Linked DNA regions of Homo sapiens: region 1 is linked to region 2. Evidence: read pairs that join two places in POLR2A ChIA-PET (ENCODE). Cell type or tissue: IMR-90. All regions are shown on one strand.

Region 1 (2,500 bases), 180 kb before region 2:
ATTGTTCTTCTCCAAATAATGACTAAAATATTATTATTTGTTCAAATGTATCAAGGATGCAAGGATTTGTGCTTTGACAAGCTCTATCCATGCAAAACAGGCGATCCAGATCATAAGACATGTTAAATTATACTTGATGAGCCAGTCCTTGGAGAAAGTTCTGAGATTGCATCTCCATGAAGCACAGAGAGCAAGGATTTCTGTGAATATTTCCAATGAGCTTACATCATTCTGGGGAAGCTACTACAAAAAAAAAAAACTGTACAATTCAAATCTGGGACACTGTCGTGGAAATCCGTCCCTGCATAACAAAGTGGGCAATCACAGAGAACAATGAAACCCAATGCATTATTCATCATTATAATTCTGGATCATATGCAACCATCATCAATGCTGAGGATGCTCTTAGTTTATATTACAAGTAATTTAGACATCATATGCCTATTTATAAAATGCCAAATCAGCTCTCAGATGCAGTATGAGGAGTTCACAGTTTCATTTTCTGTAAAGATGTTTTAAAATATTGATTGTTGTAAACTTTGTAAGGCACAGATGATAAAAGCACTATACCAATCCTCACACAAAAGAACAACTAGGACTACTTCCCTCAAAGCTGGTTGGTCCCCTTGTTCATTAACTCATGGTTCCAAATGGAACTTCCCCACACCCCCAGAAATGATGCATCCTGAGTCCATTTCCCAAGGAACAGTTCTTCAAAGCATCAAAAGAATCGGATGTGCAATATCTGCATGAAAAGGTTTTTTCTAAAAATCCCCAAATAAAACTTCCATTTGTAAGAAAGGGGAGGGGATCAGGGATTCTAAGATATGTTCATGCTGACAGCATATCCTGGAACTATATAAATACTTAGTAGAATGAATTAAAAATGAGAAACTTGGAACCACAAAAGGCATTTTCTTGGGGAAACTCAAAACATAAGGACACTTAAAAGAAAAAGGAACAGGCTCTTGGGTTTTCAAAAAAAAAAAAACTTGAATCAGCTATATAGTCATACAGTCATTGAGAGCTTGTAAAATCACATACCTTTGTGCTCTTGCTTAAATTTCTCTAGCAATATTGTTCAAGTGTGTGCCCAAATACATGGATTTTAGCTCCCCTGGAGAGTCACTTCTGAAAGAAAGCAAAGATAGAGGGACCTAAAGTCTATGCTATTATAACAGGAAAAGACATCGTTTCTACATGAATAGGATTTTTTTTCCAAGGCAGAGATAGGAGGGCTGGAGGGAAAAATTTAAAAACACATTGGCCTGTTTTTACTGTATATATTGTTTCCTGGATGCTGGAAATTACCCTGATTATTCATCTGCAAAATAGCTACAAAGAAAACCCAAACTATGATTCAGCCATTGCAGCTGTGGTAGACAGAATTGCCAATGGTGAAGGAAGGGCAGAAAACCCACTGTTGCAATTCGTTTTCTCTCTTGTTTTGTTTAACTGTTTAACTTCTGGACCTAATTATTTAAAACACACACACACACACACACACACACACACACACACACACAGAGCAAAAAAGAAGAGAAATGAGAGCTGGTCTGCTTTTCCCATCCCTCATTCCCTGCATGCCATTTCCCACCAAATCAAACTCAGTATTTTATAACAGTGATCCTACAATTGTCTCTCAGTTTTAAAGCTTTTCTGATCTTTCAATGGAATTGATTTCCGTAATAACCAGACTAGAGTTGGCAGCCCATGCTTGTTTGGCATCACTGCCTGCATTACGTTGCCTACAGCTCATCCGCCCTGATCCCTTAAAGAAACTTGAAAAAACAGAAATATGTCCTTTATCAACACCATAAGCTGCTGCTGCCACAAGTCTATAAACAGCAAGAAAAATAAACAGAAGCCAACCTATTTTATCAAAGTCTAATAATACATACACACTAGTCTTGCTTAAGCCCGAGAAATAAAGGCAAACACACCATGGTAGGAAGAAAAGGAATGCACGTGGTCTCACTTATGCCCTTACCTAGACATAGGCTCCACAGTGCATCTGATCTGAGACTACCTCCTCACTTTCCAGGCTTCTTGTGTGATTTTCCCTTCCCTTCTTCTCCTTTCCTCAGGGTTACTTGCAGAGAGATTCCACCAATGCATCCTTAGAGTTGAATTTACCTTCCTGGAAAACATTGTTTCCAGCTGGCTCACTATTAATTACACCCTGATTTTAGACCTTCCCTTGTAGCTGATCTCTGTCTCTAAAACAAAGATGTTTCTGGACCTTTGATAAAAGTCTTGGAGGAATAAAACCCGCTTTTTTATTTAAAGAGTAATAACATCTGTGATGTAGTTCAGATGCACATAAAGAAGAAAAAACACACTAACAAATGCTTAAATAATCTAGAGGTTCATGTCATTCTCTAAGGTTGCAATACCTGTCCCCCAGGCTGGAGTGCAGTGGCACAATCTCAGCTCACTGCAACCTCCAACTCCCGAGCTGGAGAGATCCTCCCACCTCAGCCCCCTGAGTAGCTGGAAC
Region 2 (2,500 bases):
TCATCTATATATCTCATTTAACCGCCTCATTTTGTACATGAGGAAATCAAGGCTTGTGGAGGTAAAGTCACGGGCCAAAAACTACAAAGCTACTGAGTAGCACAGCTGGAAGTAGAATCCAAGTGCCTGGATTCCTGGTCCTGTGCCTTCTCCACTATAATCATTGCCTGTATCGTCCACAGTTGCTGCATTATTTTTAAATAGATAACAGAAAAGGCAATGAATGCATGTATTCCTTTACTCAACACGTATTTATTGAGTGTTCACTATGGGCCAGGCATATTCAAGACACCAGAGATACAATAGTTAACAAAACACACAAATTTTCTGCCTTCAAAGAGCTTATACTTTTGAGAGAGGGGAGGGAGAGAGAGACAGAGAGAGAGAGAGAGAAGCAATTGCTAAGGAAAAATAAATAAATTAATCACAGAAGGAAAATATGGGGAAAGGAAATAAAATTCCTAAACAGGGCAGCCAGGGAAGGTGACTGTAAGTAAAGACCTGAAGGAAGTGAGAAAAGTAGCCATGCAAATATAGAGGGGACAAGCATTCCAGACAGGAAGTAACAAGAGCATAGGTCCTGAGGTAGCAGCTCCTGGTGGGGTTCAGGGAACAGGAAGGAGGCCAGTGTGGCAGGTGTGAGTCAATGAGGAGAGAGGCAATGAAGCCAGAAAGGTTGGACGGGAGACAAGTTTGCAGAGCCGCTTCATAGGTCAGTAAGGACTGCAACTGAGTCGGATGGGAAGCCTTAGAGCAGTAACATGACCAGACTTTCATTTGAACAGGATCACTGTGGCGAGGTGCTGAGAAAGAGGACAAGCATAGGCACAGGATGGATGAACTGCTGTAAAAATCCAGGGGAGAGACGACGGTGGTTTGGACCGGGATGGTAGAACTGGGGTGATACCTGGTAGAGTAGACAGAATATGCTGATGAGCCACACGCAAGGTATGAGAGAAAAAGAGGTATTAAGCATGACACCACAGGTTTTGCCTTGAACAACAAGGAGGACAGAGTTGCCATTAGCTGAGTCAGGAAGAATAACGGGGAAAGCTGATTTGGGAAGGGGGTACCGAATAGCAAAAGCTCCATTCTGGACATAAATTTGAGGAGCTCATTAGACATCAGTGTAGAGATGTCAACTGGGTGGTCGAATATGTAAGTTTAGAGTCCAGAGGAAAAATGCTAACTGAAAGTATAAATTTAGGAGTGAAGCAAAAAAAGGTAGTTAAAGCCATGAGAAGGCATGAGATCACCGGGGGAGAGTGAGGATAGATAGAGAGAAGAGGCTCGATTACTGAGCCCCAGGGTTCTCCAACATTTAAATGTGGAGAAGATGTGCTAAAATAAAAATATCAGGGAGCTAGAAAAGCAGCAAAATAATTATGGCCTATTCTCTCTGAATGAGTTCCCATCTCCATACTGCACATCCTTTTATGCCTAAATTCTTCTTCCCTTTTATTAACTCATTTTTGTAAATTGTATCACTCCATTTTATTATTTATCTTACTCGTCAGTCTTCACTGCAAAGGACTCCTAATGTTTTTCAAAATCCAAATCCCCTCCCACTTTCTGAAAGAAGACATTTGCTGCCATCAAATACATTCAGAAGACTATGCCACAGGCTCTGAAGTCTCTTCAACATGGGGAGATACAAAGATGAACAAATAAAGTATTTGTTGTCAAAGACATTATTATAAAAGTGTATAGTTTCCCCAGATGATTATTTGAAGGAGGAAATGGCCATTTGTATATATATTTCTATATATTTCTATTTATGTGTGTGTATGTATACACACACAACAAATATTTATTCAATGCTTGCTAGGTGCCAGCTATTCTGTTAAGTGTGTTGTTATGTATATGCATTCTCTCAATGTCCTCCCAATAATCCCAAAAGGTAAGTACTATTATTATCTACATTCTAGAGGTGAGGAAAATGAGGCTTTCAGATGCTAAATAACTTGCCACGTTTATCAGGTTTAAGAGGTACTGAATCTAGACAGTTTGCCTCCTGAGCCCCTACTTCTTAAACTTTTGCCCAGAATTCTAAGCTGGCCACCAGTGCAGAAGACGGATTTGAGCCCATGCAGCTGTCTTGCTTGGTCTGCATGGTGTTTGTTTTGTTTTTAAATGGACTTTGAATGCCTTCAGGGGATGCACACATTCAGTAATCACAGCCCACACCAGTCATTACAGCCTTCATTTTTACCCTTCATCATTTAACTTAGCAGCTGCACCGAGTGCATTGGAGTTGTTGACCCTTGCTCTACCATCCTTCTTCCCTCGATCTTTAACAGGCTCAACATTACTTTCAGTCCAGCACATTTATGCCCTACTTCTTGCATATTCACACATACCCACACATACACCACCCATCCCAACACCAACGCAAATACCTCCAACACTGCCATCAGGAGAAATAAAACAAAATAGGATTATTCTTTCTTTCCATCCTTGATATTTTCCCCTATGAAAGTCATTTGTAATGTTTAAGGTC

The links. ChIA-PET counts read pairs that join two places held together with the same protein. Peaks named below come from ENCODE experiments on the same cell type or tissue, not always from the same donor. Only the 100,000 strongest peaks of a DNase experiment are listed, where the experiment ranks them.
Region 1: POLR2A ChIA-PET joins it to region 2 with 8 read pairs; 3 of 35 experiments call an interaction of 5 or more read pairs at or near these places.

What each region holds. Positions count from the first base shown.
Region 1 is chr18:2,238,749-2,241,248 of GRCh38, forward strand. No RefSeq gene overlaps it. Among named protein-coding and RNA genes, the nearest start is that of METTL4, 330 kb to the right of the region's middle. In IMR-90, no CTCF peak of the experiment used is centred here; a DNase peak (open chromatin) is centred at 1,373; H3K27ac peaks cover 180 bases.
Region 2 is chr18:2,419,932-2,422,431 of GRCh38, forward strand. No RefSeq gene overlaps it. Among named protein-coding and RNA genes, the nearest start is that of METTL4, 150 kb to the right of the region's middle. In IMR-90, no CTCF peak of the experiment used is centred here; no DNase peak of the experiment used is centred here.